Linked DNA regions of Homo sapiens: region 2 is linked to region 1. The links are chromatin loops, found by intact Hi-C in ENCODE. Cell type or tissue: HCT116. All regions are shown on one strand. Links, peaks and the distances in the headings refer to the core of each region. The heading gives the core; the rest is flanking DNA. Region 1 overlaps CRACD (capping protein inhibiting regulator of actin dynamics). Region 2 overlaps CRACD (capping protein inhibiting regulator of actin dynamics).

Region 1 (10,305 bases), core at 804-8,803:
TGTCATCTGAAAGAAAGAAATCCTTGCCTCTTACTTCTAGATTTGCATGTTACTTAATAAATTCTGGTTGGCAAGACTTACTGGGACAAAACTGATAGTGACAGCTCAGCTGGAGAAAGGCTCTTCCAATTAAAAGTTCTGCAGTGCCTTCTGTCTTGGATCCTATACAAATAAGTAACTGTCTTTGTGTTCTCACGGTGAATGGCTCTGAACCAGGGCTATGTAAGAGATGGGGACCCTTTTGTCTACCCAGCTCCTTGGCTGACCCCCAGCAGACAGGGACACAATGCTGAAAGTGCTTGCCGAATGAGACTGGGAATGTGGGTGGAGTCCCTCCAATCAGGAATAATGGAAAACTGAATTGCCAAAAGAAATTTTATCCTAATAAAATGAAGCACATGATTTACCTTCCAGGTCCTTCAACTATTCTATGGGAACCCGGGCATTTTCCCATGACAGTATTTTTATCCCTGATGGGGGAGCAGAAAGTGAGCAGACAGTTCAAGCAATGTCACAGGACAACATCCTGGGCAAAGTCAAAACTCTTCAGGTAAGACAGCTTGAGAGTGGAATTACGAGCCATAGGAGGGGCCCAGTTATGAAGGGAAGTGGGAAAAGTCCCGAGCTTGGCCTTGAGTAATGGATTGGGAGGTCCAGAGGTCACTCCTGGTGAGAATTATTGCTTTCTTGAATTCAACTGTATTCTCTGGAAACCTCCTGCCTACCTGCAAGAGCTACACTATCACCACTGCAGCCATCTGCATGACACACCCTCTCCTTTTCTTTCAAATTGTTCCCTCATATTTTACTGGACATGAAAACAAGTACCCAAGAGAAGCTGCAGGACTTGGGGCCAGGCGCGGTGGCTCAGGCCTGTAATCCCAGCACTTTGGGAGGCCGAGGCGGGTGGATCACTTGAGGCCAGGAATTCAAAAGCAGCCTGGGCAACATGGCGAAACACTGTCTCTACTAAAAATGCAAAAATTAGCTGGATGTGGTGGCACACACCTGTAATCCCAGCTACAAGGGAGGCTGAGGCAGGAGAATCACTTGAATCCGGGAGGCAGAGGTTGCAGTGAGCCGAGATCATGCCACTGCACTCCAGCCTGGGTGACAGAGCAAGGCTCTCTCCCCAACAACAACAACAACAACAAAAAGCTATAGGACTTGGATGAGAGGAAGAGTTCCTAACCGTTAAGCATTGCCCATAATCCCTGAATCAGGGCTGACTGTTGACTGAGCGTGTGCACAACACATATCCACTTTCCGAGTCTCTGTAATTGGACAGTGAATGATACGACTCTATTTTTCTGTTGTATTTGTAAATCTCGCCACCCTAAGCCACCTTGTCTCAGAAGAAAATCACAAAGCTCTTAAGCCACTTCCAGTTCACTCTGCAGAGTGGGGCAGTTTTCCTACCTAAAATCTACTCGGGTGGTACCTCCCTAACAATGAAAATATAATAAATAATTATTCACTACATATGATTGAAATGACAGATAATACAGGAAAAGCAAGAAGAGCAGAGGCACTTAGAGCCTGACTATGAGGTCTGCCTAGCTGCTTGGCAGATAGAATTCTCTCATCTGGCCAGGCACAGTGGCTCACTCCTATAATTCCAGCACTTTGGGAGGCCGAGGTGGGTGGACTGCTTGAACTCAGGAGTTTGAGACTAACCTGGGCAACATGGTGAAACCCCATCTCTACCAAAAATACAAAAGTTAGCCGGGCATGGTTGTGCATGCCTGTAGTCCCAGCTTCTCAGGAGGCTGAGGTGGGAGGATGGCTTGAGCCCAGGAAGCAGAGGTTGCAGTGAACTGAGATTGCACCACTGCATGCCTTCCTGGGTGATAGAGTGAGAGCTTGTCCAAAAAAAAAAAAAAAATTCGCTTACCCAAGAGAAATGCCCAAGCAAGCACTTCTCTGAGGCTCTCCAGCTAGCTGCTTGGAGGGTCTCCAGGTTATGAACAGAGGGCTCTGGTCTGCTGGCTTCCACCTGTCTGTAAGTCTACAACAATGGATTAAATGAATGAATCAATAAACGAGCAAAAAAAAAAAAAGGAAAAGAGAACAACTGCCCTCAGTAGCTACTGATATGCTGAAGCACTGTACTCAGTAGAGATCAGCAGGAGATCGAGACCATCCTGGCTAACACAGTGAAACCCCGTCTCTACTAAAAATACAAAAAATTAGCTGGGCGTGGTGGCAGGCGCCTGTAGTCCCAGCTACTCAGGAGGCTGAGGCAGGAGAATCACTTGAACCCGGGAGGTGGAGGTTGCAGTGAGCCAGGATTGCACCACTGCACTCCAGCCTGGCGACAGAGAGAGATTTCCTCTCAAAAAAAAAAGAAAATTATTTGTGAGGTGTTCTTGTTTCTATGGAGCGTAGGCTGTGTATTTTGTGATATTTTGTGGAAATTGTGTCTGGTCACATATTCCACATAACACCCAGCTAAATGTAGCATGTGGCAGACAGGGAAGTAGCCAAGAGACCTTGGAACGACACCCAACTTGCCTAGGTCTTGATGCCTGCTGCCACCGCTGCCCAAAGCCATAGTCCTGCCCTCAGGGCCAACCCCCAGACATGTCCTTCAAATCTTAGCATTTCCTAACTGGCTTCCATTCTTGGTTCTAGCTGGCCGTGCTCTAACACTTTTTATAGAAAAAGCAAGCTGTGACTTCTTATAGGTTGAAGAAGAGGGAAGTATGGTGATGGCCAAAGAAAACCTTGACCCCCCTCCTCCTTACCTTTCCTTCTTCAAGTCTTTTGATTCTTGCAATATTATTCCTAAGAAGTTGTGAACTTCTGGTTCATTGGATCCCCTTTCTAAGAGGAATGACTTACAGATTTCAGTTCACAAAACAGCTGTATTTTATGAGAGCTTTTTAGGAGTTTTTAAAAAATCAGATAAAAATCTCTTGTCTTCAATGATACCTGCTCTGTCACATCATACCACATGCCACTGCCACGCCAAGAAGTGGATTTAGTGTTGTAAAAAAGTATACTATATAATTCTGCAGTATTGGAAAGATAGAAACCCAATAAAAATATTTCTGTTAACAGTAAGGCGTGATTTTAAATAACCTGATGTCATAATTAATAAAATGTAAAATGACTAACTTCCCCGAAGTGACAATTGCATAAACACAGGAAGAAAAATGTGAGTAAAGCAGAATAACTGTTTAATTTGTGTGCGCTCATTTTGACAATATCTATTCAGATGAAGTCTGCCTAGTTTTGCTTCCGCTGCATGGATTCACAAGCTTCCTTTCAGCTCTGTAGTTATACTTTTGAAAACATAAAAGGCTTTGTTCATTCTTTGAGGAGGGAAATGGGGACCATTATCATAGAAAATGTGATTTTTTTTTTGGCGTGACTTGAGATATAACTGAATCATCCCCAAAAAGACTGTGCTTTATTTTTCAGTCGACTAAGCAGTATGTTCCTGGTAAGTCGTAGAAGTGATAGTAACTTTATTAACTTGCATGAATGCTTTGCATTTTTCCATGACAACGTGATGCTGGTATTGATGCTTAGTAAGCAGCCTAAGAGACCGCCCCCTTGTAGATGCCAGCATGGAATGAGAGAATTTAGTTGTGTCTGAGGCATGTATGTTTTTATGTCTGGAATTGTCTTTGTGTATGTGTGTATGTTTATTTTTAAAAAGAGAGAAGTAATGGAAAACACCTATTTGACAGTGTATGTCCTGGCAAGCTGATTAGCCACCATTATTAAGACATTCTTCTGAGATGAGATGTCTACTGGAGTGCCTTTTTTCTCTGTGGCTTAAGAAACTTCCCAGCCCTTCGAGTTCCTAGAGACCCACGGAAGGGTGTCTGTCTGTAATGCCTGCCTTTGGAAAGGCTGCCCTCTAGTGCCTGCACATGGTGGGCTCACCGAGAACTGTCTTAGTTTGCAGGTTGGTATCTCTCCACGGAGTACAGAAGAACTCAATACAGCAAAAACCAGCCTCCCCTTTCCTGAGTAATGTGAATCTACCATCTGCCACAATTTCTGTGGCAGATTTAAAAGAAAAAAATCACTATTTAAAAGAAAAATCACCATTTTTTTTCTAAAGATAAAAATAGTGCACGTGCAGAGTGAAAACAAATTTTAATATATGGGGCAGTTATAGGGACAAAACCAACAGTGGTGTCCTTTGTGAGGACTCTGTACATAACAGAGTCGCTCTGTGGCCAGTAGTGTGAATACCATTTGAATGAGTGACAGAATGCAGTGGAATATAAAGCCAGCCCCACCTGGCTGTATGGCTTTGGGTGAAGTCGTTCAACCTCTCTGGCACTTTCTCCTCCTGAAAACTAAGGGGCATGCACACAAGGGGTGATCTCAGGGCCCCTCCTGCTCTTAAGATCTGCGATCTCTATACAATCACTATTGAACTGCTGTAGCATGGAGCGGCTTCAGAAGCTTCGCACTTCGTTGCATTTCAGCTACAATGACCTTGACATTCCCTACAGCTGCCCACCAGCATGGATCAGGGAGGGTGCCTGTTTGTGTAAGATCAGACCGGGCTGTGAGGTATGTACCAACTGGTGATAAAACTCAGGGGTACCACAGTCTGAGGCTGCAGGTAATTGTTAGGATTATACCACACCTTTGTCAGGAAATGCTTAGTCTGTTTGTACCACGGATTATCTGGTGTAGGAGGGAACACCGCCATCCTGAGTGGCTTGTATCTCCCACCGAGCTGGATTTCACTTACAAATACCAAAGTCATACATTCGGGGATTTTGACACCTTACTGCAGCTGTCAAGGACACAAAGAATAAACACCCGCTCTTAGCCACTTCTTCCTAGAGCAGGATGTCTTTAATTCTGTATGCTTTTTCTTTTTTTTTATTATTATTCATTTTAACTATGGAGATACCTGTAGTTTGCTCAAAAAGACAGCAACTTTACTTATTTATTTTTTTCTGCTTTGCTCTTTAGACATAGTCTGAAGGATAGGAAAATCTAGACACTGGCAGAGAGCTGCAGAATATGGTGTGCTCGGCATTTCCACATTGTAGGAATAAGCCTTATAAATATGGATATGCATTCCTGTAATGTCATTCTCCAGCATTCCACATTACAACAAAATGGTCCAATTTGAATGAATAAAATATAGTTCCTTGTAGCTCACATTCCAGTCTCAACAGTAACTCCATTCATGGCCACCAGCAACATGGAGTGTCAGTTGAGGCACAGATTTCCACTCTCCCTTCTGTTTATACTTCCCATGTGTATAAAGAAGGAGTCTGGAGGCTGGGTGTGGTGGCTCATGCCTATAATTCGAGCACTCTGGGAGGTCGAGGTGGGTGGATCACTTGAGGCCAGGAGTTCAAGACCAGCCTGGCCAGCATGGTGAAACCCCATCTCTACTAAAAATACAAAAATTAGCAGGACGTGCAGGCATGTGCCTGTAATCCCAGCTACTCGGGAGGCTGAGGCAGGAGAATCGCTTGAACCCCAGAGGCGGAGGCTGCAGTGAGCCGAGATCGTGCCATTGGCACTCCAGACTCGGTGACAGAGCGAGACTCCTTTGTAGGAAAAAAAAAAAAAAAGAAAGAAGGAACCTAGGGATATATATTTTTTTTAAAGATGGGAGGAGTAGTAGTTTATCTCTCTGAAAACTTAAAGTCTGGCTTATCTTAACAGTCTGGTTTTCAGTGATTGTTTATTTCATAGTTCCTCTCATGACAATGCCTGAGTAGTGGGCAGAATTAAAGTAACAAAAAAGACACATTTATCCACATAGTCAATTCACATGACACCTGAGATTGTCAAACAGGTGTGAGCAGTAAACTTAATTGTTGATACAATAAATCACACAAAATGTCCTAACAACCAGTCTCCTCTGAGTTGGCTGAAGGAAGCATTCGGAGGAGGTACCACAGGGAGAGCCTGTAGGGGCGAGGCCTTGGCCTTGGCCTTGGGTACCTGAGGACTGAGCACCATGCGTCGGACCCTGAGTCCTGCCCTGGCCTGGGTCCACTGTCTCATCCCAGATGGCTGTAGGGCATGTCTTCGAGGACAGTGCTTCGTCTGGACATAGAAACTGTAGCCCTCCTCTTCGTCACAGCCACCATTCTCCTCTTTCATCGCAGTTTCTCTTCCTAAGTTCCCCAGCCACCAGCCTGAGTTTGTTTTCTCTGGGGGGATTTCAAGTCAATTTCTTTACTAAGATGCACACTTTCATTCTAAAAGGCAACAGCATGATGCTGATTTTGCCAGGATGAACATATCTGTGACATACGTGATAGATACATTCTGCTTCCCTCCCTCCCTCTGCCTCTTCTCCCTCTGCCCTCCCCTGCCAACATCCCCCAGCTGTTGTAACTGCAGCTGGTCTGCTCTTCCTGGGCCCTGCTCCCTCTTCTTGCCTATGCATTTTCTCTGTTCCCTGTCCCTTCCTCTCGAATTGCCTCTTTAATTCTCAACTTCACTTCCTAACATTACTCTTTTCATTTCTCTGCTTTGCACCAGGCACCTTCTTTTTCCTGTTCTTATTCCTTTTTTTTTTTTTTTTTTCTTTCCATGTTCTCTTTTCTGTTTGTAGATATAATAGTCATTCCATCTTTGGACATTATTTCAATTCAGACTGTGATTACATTTTGCCTTATTCTTTTTTTGTCTCTTAAGCATCAGGATGGACCAACATGAGTATTATAACAAGGGCTCTAATGAAGTAAAACAGGCCAGGTGTGATGGCTCATGCCTGTAATGCCAGCACTTCGGGAGGCGGAGGCAGGAGGACTGCTTGAGTCTAGGAGTTCCCGACCAGCCTGAGCAACATAGCAAGACCCCACCCACCTCTACAAAAATTTTAAAAATTAGTTGGGCATGGTGGTGTGCATCTGTAGTCCCACCTATTTAGGAGGCTGAGGTGGGAGAATTCCTTGAGCCCAGGAGTTTGAGGCTGCAGTGAGCTATGATGGCACTACTGCACTTTAGCCTGGGCAACAGAAGGAGACCCCAACTCTAAAAAAATAAAATTTAATTTAAAAAATTTAAAATGAAGTAAAGTTTAAGTATATTCAATTTTTGTGTGTGTGATGATGGCAAAAATCCTAATTAAATGGTATTAGAGTGTTAGGCCAGGTCCTCCTTGGAAATTCATTAAAGAATTATCCTTTCCAGCGGGGTGCAGTGGTTCATACCTGTAATCCCAGCACCTTGGGAGCCTAATGCAGGAGGATCAGTGGAGCCCAGGAGTTTGAGACGAGCCTGGGCATCATGGTGAGACCCCGTCACTACAAGAAAATCTGAAAATTAGCCAGGTGTGGTGGTCGATGCATGTGGTCCTAGCTACTTGGGAGGCTAAGGCAGGAGGATCACTTGAGCCCAGGACATCCAGGCTGCAGTGAGCTATGATCATGCCACTGCACTCTAGCCTGTGCGACAGAAAGAGACCCTGTCTCAGAAAAAAAGGAATTATCCTTTCCACTGTAAGCACAAGAAATGTCCTCATCTCAGCATTGGTAAAAAGCAGACCCTCCCACCAGGACATGTCTCAATCTAAGGGGATTTAGAACAGTTTCCAGTTCTTGGCCAACACTCCTAGAGAAGGCTGGGCTGGGCGGACACAGGAACCATTCTTCTGCACAGGTCCCCACCCCCTCTCCCAAGGCTGCAGGGTGAAATGGGCCTGTTACCTTGTTATTCCATGTCCTCTTGTCTAACTCCATCCATTGGCTGTTCTAACCATGCCTGCTTATTGATTTGCTTAGAGTAGATAGATACTACCTGCCACTTCCTGTTGGACTTGTTTTTAGAAGACACCCTTTTCAGCCTTCTCCTCCCCACAACCCTTCCAGGCTGCTGACGCTGTACTTCCCTTGCTGAACTTGGCTTTTCATGTGTGCTCCTGTCCTGTGAGGCTGGGAGAGCCAGGCATACAAGCCCTTGCCTGGCTGTGCTCCTGACTTGGCATGCTGGGGTCCCCAGGGGGCATGTGGAGGGGACCCTTGGGCTTATCTCTATTATATCTCTGCAGTCTCACTGCCCACTGTGCAAGGCTGAGGGGGAGCTGGGCAAAGGTGGGTGGTTTTGGTACCGCTGAGTTCAAAGGGAGAGAAGACATTTCCCTCAAGGGATTCTTGCGCCAGGGAACATCATTGAAGTATTAGAAATACTCTGCCTCTTTATTTCTGCCCCTGGAAGAAAGAAGTACAAAGTCAAATTTATGAGCACCAGTGGAGTACAATGAAAACAACACTGAATGTTATTTTTAAAAGACCTGAGTTCAGATTCCTTTTGAGCCACTCATTCTTTCCGTAAGCTTGGGCCAGTCACCTCTCTCCACTGGGCCTCAGACATTTTTTGCAAAGTGAGGGGTTTGGAGTAGGTGATTGCTATGGCTTTTTGCAGCTCTGTGGGGTTAAATATTAGCCAGATTAGAGATAAATATCAGGCCAGGTGTGGTGGCTCATGCCTGTAATCCCAGCACTTTGGGAGGCCGAGGTGGGCGGATTGCTTGAGACCAGGAGTTTGAGACCAGCCTGGGCAACTTGTTGAAACCCCATCTCTACAAAAAATACAAAAGTTAGCTGGCTGTGGTGGTGCATGCCTGTAATCCCAGCTACTTGGAAGGCTGAGGTGGGAGGATCACCTGAGCATGGGAGAATCATCTGAACCTGGGAATTCAAGGTTGCAATGAGCCAAAATTGGGCCACTGCACTCCAGCCTGGGCAACAGAGCGAGACCGTGTCTCAAACAAACAAACAAACAAACAAACAAACAGAGAAAGATGAACATTTCAGAAAATATATTCTTTGAGGAATATAATGACTATGTAACCCAAGGACCTAGGTCTAGAGCAGTGGTTCTCAGCTGGGGGCAATTTTACCCCCCAGGGGACTTTGGGCAACTTCTGGAGACATTTTTGCTTTTCTAATCTGGCCTTCCTCTACTTGCAAATACTATTTAATCTTCCGAATTTCTACCCCATTTTCCCCTCCCTTTTCCCTGTCCTTCTAGCCACCACTCACCAGTAGTCAGTCCCTCCCTGGCTTTTCCCCATTTGGTTCCTCTGTCTCCTTTGTCACGGTTAGGTGGCCACAGCAAGGCAAAGAGGACGTCCAGATTGTTCCTATCCTTTATAGGGTTTTAGTATTGATCATGGAAAGACTTGCTGGCCCTGGGGCCTTCTTTGCCTTGGCAGCGACCCAGTGTGGCAGAATGCAATGTTCTGGTTTGGGGTCTCAAGCTAAGGGCTGGTGAGGAAGGCTGCGGAAGTATAAATCTTCAAAGTGAATATGTCCCAAAGGGGCTGGAGAGTTGCACCAACCTTTAGGGTCTTGATTTCCCTCAGTGGTTCCTACATTTCATGTAACTGTTTTCTATAATTTTTTTTGCACTTTTAAGAGACTTTTTATGTAAATGAATTTATAGGTTAATGAAAAATTTTTGTCATAACATATATCCCAACTTTTGGTTCAGAAAATGTGGCCACCATGCCCACTGGGAAATGTTGGGATCTCCATGAAAGAGGTGGCTGGATGAAAAAGCTCATGGCTTGAAGGTGGGAAAGAAAAAAAAAGAAAAGAGAAGAAAGTGGAAAACAAATTAACTTATTACAGGATGGCATCATGGTTTCCTGGCATGGTGTTGAGTCTAGAAATCAGTTGTGCACAAGGTATGCCTCAGTGCTCACTAGACATGCTGGAGAACCTGGTTGTGGTGGTTGTGAACTGCTTCACTGCTTCAGAATGTCTTTCTTCTGTTTCTCTCCAGCAACAGTTGGGCAAGAATATCAAGTTTGGGCAGCGGTCACCCAATGCCATTCCCATGAATAAGGCAAACAGTGGAGAGGCTAGCTTAGAAGAGGATCTGTTCCTGACCAGTCCCATGGAAATTGTGACTCAGCAGGACATCGTCCTCTCAGACGCAGAGAACAAGGTAAGTCTCCTCCAGGGAATGACTTGATGGCTCATAAACCAGGGCAGGACATTGGGCCTCCAGTAACCCTGGGGTCTGCAGCAGGGGAATTAGAGGGAGGAGCTTTTCTCATGAGTAGCTCAGGGCTTGAGGGCACTTCCTGGTAGGTGTCCTGACCTGTAGCCAGTGAAGAGGACAGGGAGGAAGAGGAGACAAGCCCTTTGCAGGCGGTCTTCCCAGTGTCTTTCACTTACCCTTCAAGGCTTATGCCTACCTCTTCTGGGAAGCCGTACCTGGCCTCACCCCAAGCTGTACTGTCTTCTTGTGCCTTTGCTGTGTGTCTTTACCATTTTTCACACGTCTGTTCTCCCTATCTATGTCCATGTAACTGTTTTCTCTCCATCTCTAAACATGGGATTCCTTGAG
Region 2 (10,305 bases), core at 1,240-9,239, 170 kb before region 1:
ATCCATCTTCAGAGACCACAGTAGTACCCCCCCTACACTGTCCATGGTGCTTAAAGGGACCCTTGGATATTCCTAAGTTCTAGAGATGCTGGAACCTAGACTGTATTCAGTAAATGGTTTCTGAAATAAAACACTTATTTATAAGTCCAGAATCTGAACAACCATGTTTCCTGACTAACCACACCTTGTCCATATCTGTAACTAATAGGGCTTCCTTATTTTAAAATCATTTTTTTTTATACGGAGTCTTGCTCAGTTGCCCAGGCTGGAGTGCAATGGCGTGATCTTGGCTCACTGCAACCTCTGCCTCCCAGGTTCAAGCCATTGTCCCGCCTCAGCCTCCCAAGTAGCTGGGATTACAGGTGCCTGCCACCACACCCAGCTAATTTTTGAATTTTTAGTAGAAATGGGGTTTCACCATGTTGGCCAGGCTAGTCTTGAACTCCTGACCTCAGGTAATCCACCTGCCTCAGCCTCCCAAAGTGCTGGGATTACAGGCGTGAGCCACTGTGCCCGGCCAAAATAATTTTTTAATGATGGAAATGTCTGTACATACACAAAGGTAGAGAGAGATAGTATAATAAACCCTTGTGAATCCATCACCCAGATTTGACAGTTATCAGCATGTGACCAATCTTGTTTCGTGTATATCCCACCCCTGCTGGAGTATTTTAAAGCAAATTCTAGACATTATATCATTTTATCTGTAAATTCTCCATTATGTGTCTTATCAGAACAGGACTCTTTTAAAATATAATCACAGTCCTGGTATCACACCTAAAAATAATAATAATTCCTTAATATCTAATATCTAGTCAGTGTTCAGATTTTCCTATTTCACAAATGTCCTTTTATAGTCCAATTTTTCTATTTTATAGATGTCTTTTTATAGTTGCTTTGTTTAAATCACGGTCCAAATAAGTTTCTTACATTGCATTTGGTTGAGATATTTCTTAATTCTCTTTTAATCCATAAACATTGCCTCTCTTTTTTTTCTTAACATTTGTTGAAGAAACATGGTTATTTGTCCTGTAGAATTTCTTATGTTGTCTTTCCCTACTTTTGGTAGAGGAAGAGTTGCTTTTCATTCCTGTAAAGTCTAGGAGGGGATAGTAGAACAATTGTGGGCTCTAATATCCCTAAGTGGAGCCGCTGGCCACTGGGAAGCAGAGAGAGACAAAAACCAGCTTGAGAATCCCAGTGCACTATGTGAGGACCTTTTTCTGTGATGCTGAGTGTATATTTAATGATATGCTTTAATTTTTTGAAAACATAAGTTTACAGGTGTTCAAAAAATTAATCTCCTTTAACCAGAATATCATTTAATTAGAAATATCCAACGTTATGTTCATTCTAAAAAGCTAGGTTTGGGGAATGGATACTTTCATAGTAAAGAAGATGTTGTGTGATACTTTGGGACCATGTGACTATCTTTGTCCCCATGTAAAAATCACTTTCACCCAGTGACTTTTGCATCCACTGATGATTCTTGCCTAAATGAGTTATGACCTGAGGATTGCAAAATGTTGATTTTTTTAAATTGTATTGTTTCTTCTACATTTATTAGCTAGTATTCTCCTGTAAAGAAAAGTCTTTGGTATTTTTCTCCCCTTGCTTTTATTTGCCCTCTGATTACCCTGCCTCTTTTTCTTTCATCATTTTATACTCATGGATTTTAAATTTTTTTATTAAAAACAATTTTTTTTTTAGAGACAGGGTCTTGCCCTGTCACCCAGGCTGCAATGGTGCAGATGGTGCAAATGGTGCATGGCTCACTGCATCCTCAACCTCCTGGGCTCTAGCAGTCCTCCCACCTCAGCCTTCTGAGTAGCTAAGACTACAGGCATGTGCCACTATGCCTGGCTTATTTTATTTTTTTGTGGAGATGGGATCTTACTGTGTTGTCCAGGTTTGTCTTGCATTCTTAGCCTCAAGTGATCCTCCTGCCTTGGCCTCCCAAAGTGTTGGGATTACAGGTGTGAGCCACTGCGCCTGACTGGATTTAAAATTTTTAATGTTTATAATCTATTACTGTCATTCTTCTTCTTTTTTTTTTTTTTTTTTTTTTTTGAGATGGAGTTTCGCTCTTGTTGCCCAGGCTGGAGTGCAATGGCACGATCTTGGCTCACTGCAACCTCCGCCTCCCAGGTTCAAGTGATTCTCCTGCCTCAGCCTCCCGAGTAGCTGGGATTACAGGTGCGTGCCACCACACCTGGCTGATTTTTGTATTTTTAGTAGAGACAGGGTTTTACCATCTTGGCCAGGCTGGTCTCGAACTCCTGAACTCAGGTGATCTGCTCACCTCGGCCTCCCAAAATGCTGAGTGGCATGAGCTACTGCACCCAGCCTCTTTATTCTTTTTGATGCTTGTATTGTCCCAAATTTGGCCAGTGGGAAACCCTTCAAGCCAATTCCTGTCCACTTTTAACATGATTTCATTTTGTCTTTGAGCACTTCCTTACTTTTTAGCCTAATAACGTATGCCAGGCTACCTCGTATCTTTCCTGCCCCACACCAAAACTCAGCCATATCTTTAAGGATTTCCACCTTTTAGTGGGGAACAGTATTTAGAAACCAAGATCTGGGCACTAGGTGTACTCTTCGCTTACTTCTATGGCTGTTTATATGTGGTCCTAAGTCTCCAGCTGAGAGTGGAATGCACGTATCAGGCCCTTCAACTTTGCTTAGACAACCCCTTAATCTCTTACAGATCATTTAGGCTTGTTGAAGGTTGAATGAACTGTATTTTTAGTTTCTCCATTCTCTAAGGATAACAATTTGTAGGCTTTTTCCTCTTCTAATTGACTTAGAATTTCACCTGCACTGTTGTTAGCTAAAGAATCTTAGAACTGTAGACTCTCCAGTTTATATCTTTGTACTTTGAAATTGTTTTAACCAGTAGTTCTTTACTAATTTTGAGTCTTAGCCCATTTTGAAAATCTGATGAAAGTAGATTGTAGACCTAGAAAAATGCTTGTACACCAAAAATTTTTACATACAATTTTATTGGGTTCTTCGACTTCTAAAGCCCAGTTATCTCTATGAAATCAAAATATTATGATCCCACTTGTGTTCTAACCCTATTATTTTATATATAAGGAAGCTTGGGATCCATGAGAGTTGGGGTGACTAGCAGAAACAAGACTAGCATCTAGGGCTGGTTGGGTTTGTTTTTTGTTACTGTTTGTTTGTTTTCTATTCTCATGAAAAAGAATTGGTTTGCTCTCCTGCTATGCTTTGAATGTTTGTATCCCTTCCAAAATTTATAGGTTAAAACTTAATCCCCAATGTGACAGTGTTGGGAGATGGGGCCTTTTTGGGAGATGTTTATGGAACTTGGGAGGCGGAGCCCTCATGAGTAGGTTAGGTGCTCTTATGAAAGGGCTTGATGGAGGGAATAAGCTCTCTCTTGCCCTTCTGCCTCCTGCCATATGAGGACATGGTGTTTCTCCCCTCTGGAGGACACAGCAGGAGGGCCCTTGTCAGATGCTAGTGCCTTGATCTTGGACTTCCCAGCCTCTAGATCTGTGAGAAAATAAATTTTTGTTTCTTATATATTACTCTATCTCAGATATTCTGTTAAAGCAGCACAAACGGACTAAGACACCCTCATTTATATCTCTGCATAAGCTCTGGAATTTAGGGAGAAAAATAACTTTATTAGAAAGAATAGCCTGTAGAGGAAAGAGAGGAGTGCATTTTTTCTTTTTTTAAGAACAAGAGTTCATAGAAGCAGGGTAACTGAGTTTTCCAGTTTAAAAAGGATAAATTTTTTTGTTACTGAAATTATGTTTCCTAGAATTCCTTCTTCTCTCTTCTTCTGCCTTAATATTTAACTTCAAAGGTGGCTGATACTTTTGGAGGCAGAGGCCAAAGATAATGTTTTCGGAAGGTAATAGATTATAGAATTTTCTACCTGTGAACAAGAGCATCCTCTGTTGTATAGCACCTATTTCCCTAGGGTCTCATGAGATAGATGTCTGGGTGTGCATGGCTGGTGTTGTGAAATGCTGTCAGAGGTCATTCTCAGTTGTCACTGAGCCATATGCAGTTCTTTAGGATTGATGTGTGGTTTCCTGCAGAGACCCTGTTATTCAGCACACCATTGTGACCTTCAATATGGAAAGCCTCATTAAATCTCGGCCTTGCTCCAGAAAGCCAGAGCCAGCTCCAAGGCAGCACATATGGAAGCTGTCTGTAGGCTTTGCTTGCACAAAGGGACACTCCTATTGCATTGTCCTTAGTATCACAATGGGTGGAAGGGGAAAATATGACTGTTTTCTCTCTAGAGTTTTCTTTTAGTGGAAGACATTGATTGAAGTACAGGAAGGCACTAGAATTTGAGCGAAATAAAATGGGAGTCGTCACCATGTCCCCATCATATCAATATTTCCTGATGTGTGCTTGAATGAATGTGTGTGGGGGTGTGGTCTAGGGAGGGGGCTGAAAGTTTTAAAAAGCTGGGAAAATGTAGTTCTATTAAATGTAACTGAACCTGGGAATGATTTTAACCCAAACTGCCTAGATGGAGAGAGTCTATAAAATAATACATGACTTTAATTTAGTGCTTTCCATAGAGCATAAAGTGTCTGCAAAGCATGACTTAAAGACTTCTGAGAACACGATTGAGAGCTTATGAGGATGAAATGGAGTTCCTCTCTCTCTCTTTGTATGAACAGTAATCCTTAGTCACTGCGAATTCTGAAATTTTTTTGGCCTGGTGCCTTGTGTTATAGTTAATTTGTGGCTGGGCAGAGCTTTCATTCCATTGTTGTAAATGCTTCTTGACAAGGGTGACTGGATCCTTTTCTATTATTTTGATTGTTCAAAGTGGAAACACAATTAGGAAGGTGCCTCAATTTTTATTTTTATGAAATTGATGGATAAATGATGTTCAAATAAGATGTAAATGAAAATACTGCTTAAGAAGTTTCTGTACGTAGGAGGCTGAGGAGAGAGGATGCTTTGAGCCCAGGAATTTGACGCCAACCTGGGTAAGATAGGGAGACCCCCCACCTCAGAAACCAACAAAAGGAATTTTCTGAACCTCCCGCATAAAATGTTCTTTTCTACATTAAAATAAAAAATCAAAGACCATATTCTGTGATAACTGGAAAATCCCTAAAGATAGTTTAAAATCAATAATAAACTTAGCTATATTCACTAATATTGTTTGGGTCAGTAAGAAAAAATATTTCTGGGTAAAATTTCTTCAGCAAGTATTTATTCTTTAATAGCCAAGAAGATATATAAACAGTTATTTTTGGGACCTATTTTTAAAAAAACTAATCGTACTGTGAAAATGTTTTACCTATTTATAAAACCTTTTGTTTTTTAATTTAATTTTTATATTATTTAATTTTAAAAATGTCTTTGAGACAAGGACTCACTCTGTCACCCGGGCTGGAGTGTGGTAGCATAATCATGGCCTGCTGCAGCCTCAACCTCCTGGGCTCAAGCAATCCTCCCCCCTCAGCCTCCTGAGTAACTGGGACTACAGGCGCATGCCTGGCTAATTTTTAAATTATTTGTAGAGATGGGGGCTCCCTAGGTTGCCCAGGCTGGTCCTGAATTTCTGGGCTCAAGTGATCCTCTTGTCTCAGCCTCCCAAAGTACTGGGATTACGGGTATGAGCCCCACACCGGCCAAAATTTTTTCTTGTAATTTTCATCAGTGATTGATTCTGAGAACACAAAGGCAAAAAGCCTTAGGGCCTCGTGTGAACTGGCTTCTTTGTTGTCTGGATTTAGATTTTCAGTACACAGATTTGCAATGACTTTACAGATTCAGGCTTTTAAGACCAACTCCCTGGAAACTGTTAACTTCCTCCTTGATGTGCTGCACCGTGGGGCTGCTGCCACCAGGTGGATGCTGGTGCCTAGGTGATGGTCACCTGTCCACACTGGAGGGCACTCGATGATGCAGCAGTTTAGCACGCTTTTATGGAACTGACCATGCGTCAGGCACTGTGCCCGGCACTAGGGATACAAAGATGGATAAGACAGAATCCTGGCCCAGAAAAAGCTTACAGTAGAGAGTGGGAGGCAGATACAAAACCCAGGGATGTGATAGGATTATGCGTACAGTGCTACAGAAGCACAAAGAAAAAATGTGACCATGGAATGTGTCCTGAAGGGAACTTCTGTCTGAGCTGTACCATGAGGGATGACTGTGAGTTTGATTCAAGTGAGAATAGTCTTGAAGATAATGGATTTCAGCAGAACATAACTTACTTATGCTATATAGCTATGTTTTTCTATAAAGCAGTAACCAGGCCAGGCACAATGGCTCATATGTGTAGTCATGGCACTTTGGGAGGCTGAAGCGGACAGACCACTTGAGCTTAGTTTGCGACCAGCTTGGGCAACATGGCGAGACCCCGTCTCTACAAAAAATACAAAAATTAGCTGGATATGGTGGCACCCACCTGTAGTCCCAGCTACTTGGGAGGCTGAGGTGGGAGGATTGCTTGAGCCCAGGAGGTTGAGGCTATAGCAAGCCGTAAACTGTACTTCAGCCTGGGTGACAGAGCAAAACCCTGTCTCAAAAAAAACCCCTAAAAACTGTAACCATAATCTCAACAAATCTAAAAATCCTAAATCTCCAATTACTAACGATAACAATTAATGTAATGTATATAGGAAAATAACTTGGAGCAAGATTTAGAAGAATATAAATATTTTAATATATTTATCTTCTGATTAATCCTCAGTTGTTATCAAACAATTCTTATTCCAATATTGGCTTAAAACCCTCTTAAAATTACCCTAAATCTTTTAAGATCAAAACTCAGTGTAACCTTCCTTCCCTATCACTCCTTATCTTTCTATTTTATTTATCCGTTTATCATCTATAATTTCTCTTATTTATCAGAATTAAGGACTTCCAGCTAAGTTGAAATTTTAAAAAAAGGCTTTGCATTCCAGCTTATCCACTTTATTTGATTTGCTCATCTACTAGTTGGTTAGTACACAATGCTTAGTAATGTCATAGTTGTTTTTTTTCCTGTTTCTTTTCATGGGACAAAATTGGCTTTCTGCCAACCTTATTTACATTTTCCTTCTATTCCACCCCATGAAGCTGCCTTTTCCTGGGCACTGTCTCCTTCTCTCTCCCTGTCTTCTCCTCTTCCCACTTCCCCTCTCCACCTCTCCATCTCCCTCTCCCTCTCTCCTTTTTCCTCTGCTTTCAGAAAAGGGTTAGAGATTAGTCATTTGCCACTTCTTGTGGTTCATTTCCTTATATGTAAAATGGAGGCAGTGATGCTTGTCTGACTGCTCATAAGCTTGCTTGTTATAAGCAGAAAATAAAACATAACCTGGATGAAAAATGCTTTGTGAATCATAAAGCAGAACATATGTTAAATGCATTATTATAGCCTTTTGTCTGTACACTAGTATGAATTTAAATCAATATACTGCTATTAATTTAAATTCTTAGGTTCTTAAGTCCCGGTTGAGCTACAACGTGGTATAACCTAGGCTCTGGAGTCTGGTAGATTGGTCCAAGTCACTTAATGTTTCTAAGACTCTGTTTCCTCATCTCGATTAAGTGCTATAGTATCCATTTTACAAAGTTGTAGAGTTTGAATGGGTTGACCTAATGTGCCACAGAATGCCACATTACAGACGATTAAGAGATTATCTTTTCCTTCTTTCCTTCCTTTTTCCAGTGAGAGCCAGAGATTGCTTTTTGGTCAGGTCATCTAAAGATGTTGCTGAAATCGTATATAGGCAGGCACAAATGGTATCTTCTTTTGCCCATGAAGGTGGAACAATAAAGCTTTAAATGCAGTTTGATGAGCTCAGGTTTGTACTTGTGTAGTATGGAGCTTTCTATAGGGCCTGCTCTTGTGAACAGCAATCCCAGGGGATTCTGAACATAATGGATCTGGGGAGACACTGTTCCAAACCTTCCTTTGTGGTCTCTTATTTTATTGAGTAATGCTTTCTTTTAGAGTATTTAATTTTTTTCATGTTGTAGAAGTAATACAGTCTCATCATAAATGCAGAAACATAATATGGGCAGTGAAAAGATTCTTATAAAGCCTTCCCCCTAAGTTAATACTATTAATACAGTTTGTAGTTCTCTAGATTTTAAATGAACATGTCATAATGCATTTATATATGTTAAAATAGTATATATAACAAATACATCATTTATTTTACAAAATTTGGGTTATATTATAAATATTGATACTTTGCTTTTCTGATGTAACTATATTTTTGGATCTTTTTCCATGTAAATACGTAGAAAACTTCTGTAACATTCAACAACTTTGAGGGAGTTCTACATGATAATAGTGAAGAATATGGCTATACATTCAATTATATTTTATTATTATTTTTAGACAGGGCCTTGCTCTGCCTTGGCTAGAGTGCAGTGGTGCAACCACAGCTCCTGTAACCTTTACCTTCCAGGCTCAAGCAGTCCTCCCACCTCAGCCTCTCGAGTAGCTGATACCACAGGCATGTGCCTGGCTAATTTTTTTTGGTATTTTTAGTAGAGATGGGGTTTCACCATGTTGCCCAAGCTGGTCTCGAACTTCTGGGGTCAAGCGACCCGCCCACCTTGGCCTCTCAAAGTGCTGGGATTACAGACATGAGCCACCGTGCCTAGCCAATAATTTTGTTTTCTTTTAAGACAGGGTCTCACTCTATTGCCCAGTCTGGAGTGCAGTGGTGTGATCACGGCTCACTGCAGCCTCAACCTTCCAGACTCTAGCAGTTCTCCCAACTCTCAGCCTTGCCAGTAGCTGGGGCTACAGGGGTGCACCACCACATTTGGTTAATTTTTTTGTATTTTTTGTAGGGTTTCACCATATTGCCCAGGCTGGTCTCAAATTCTTGGGCTCAAGTGATCTGCCTGCCTTGACCTCCCAGAGTGTTATCTGTCTTCTCTGTTCTGATTGGCTATATCACAAACTCCACACTTCCTCATATTTCACTTCATCTTGCTTGGTAATGGTTTCTGTATAAATTGACCATACTGTAAGCTTCTAGAGGGCAGACACATCATTTCCAAAGGACGCAGCATAAGACAGGATGATTAGTAGTCGTGGTAACTTGCTAGACACATATTTATTTTTATTAGATGCTCTCCTGAGATTTCTTTTTCTCCCCTCCCGTTCTCATCAATTAGCTAATAGGCCTAAATTTGAGCATCTAAAATAAAAATATATCATATAGTGCTACTTAGCTATTGGAGGTAATTCAAAGGACCTCTGTGAGGCCAAGAGGCACCAATTTCTGTTGTGCTGGACAGCAGAGCACTCCAATATCTGACCTATTTTTTTGCAATAGCAGACAACACAGCAGAAGCTGTTAGAGGTCTGATTGCCCTTGTAGTTTGCACCCTCGCTGAGTCACTATTTCAGAACTCTTTTAGATTGGTTGGATCCTGTCACCCAGATTTTCTTACGTCTGCAATGTGAAAAACCTGTTTATAAAATTAGAAATTTATTATTTTAAAACAAGAGCAGTCAGTGATGATGCAAATTGTGTTTTATTTTATTCTTTGTCCTGAACGCACTAAATAGAGTAGTAATATATAGATGTGAAAACTCCAACGGGCAATGTGTAGTGTGGGTAAGGCAATAATTTTTATCTTTTTAACATTATCTTCAAAGGAAGCATGAATTTGCTGTTGTTGTTTTGATTGTGGTTATTTTGCAATAAATAAGATGGCACTTTGGTTTTAGAGTTGTCTTCTGCATATCACTGTCTCCCATCAATCAATCAAGCTATCAATTGTCACCCAACAAATATTTAATAAACATGGATTTAAATGTGTAAGAGAAAGTATTACTCAGTTCAACAATATTTACTGAGCATTTATTCTGTGTCAAGCCCCATGCTAGTGGAAGAGATACACTAGTTAACAAGAAGTGAATGTCTTTCTTGTCGAACCTACAATCTGCATGAAAACAAACCTTAAACATGAAATTACAAGGACAATTCAGATTAAATGTACATAAAAATTAAGCTGAATTGGTTGAAACAAGGATATGATTTAGTTCTTTCCCGTAAGGACTTAATAATTTAGTGTCAAAAGATACATATATACATACACATATTTACTCGAATGACAAGTAGAATAAATACCATGGAAGGGGTACAAAAATACTTTGGGGCAAAGACTAGAAAATGATTAATCAGGGCCTCAGGAATTGTGAAAGACTTCATGAATAAGAAATCAGCTTGGCGGGGCGGGGTGGCTCACACCTGTAATCCCAGAACTTTGGGAGGCTGAGGTGGGTGATTGCATGAGCCCCGGAGTTCGAGACCAGCTTGGGCAACATGGCAA

The links. Peaks named below come from ENCODE experiments on the same cell type or tissue, not always from the same donor. Only the 100,000 strongest peaks of a DNase experiment are listed, where the experiment ranks them.
Region 2: a loop joins it to region 1, with 8 times the contacts of the local background. A loop is called at or near these places in 14 of 110 quality-filtered maps.

The regions. Positions count from the first base shown.
Region 1 is chr4:56,297,800-56,308,104 of GRCh38, forward strand. CRACD (capping protein inhibiting regulator of actin dynamics) reads left to right here. Exons shown (of 11, transcript NM_001393381.1): 4 at 415-550; 5 at 9,736-9,900. The coding sequence starts at 431. Among named protein-coding and RNA genes, the nearest start is that of AASDH, 85 kb to the right of the region's middle. In HCT116, for the core only: a CTCF peak has its summit at 3,882 (motif pointing left); DNase peaks (open chromatin) are centred at 3,602 and 3,852.
Region 2 is chr4:56,123,719-56,134,023 of GRCh38, forward strand. The region is part of intron 1 of CRACD (capping protein inhibiting regulator of actin dynamics); the gene reads left to right. Among named protein-coding and RNA genes, the nearest start is that of CRACD, 80 kb to the left of the region's middle. In HCT116, for the core only: a CTCF peak has its summit at 5,868; a DNase peak (open chromatin) is centred at 5,883; H3K27ac peaks cover 496 bases.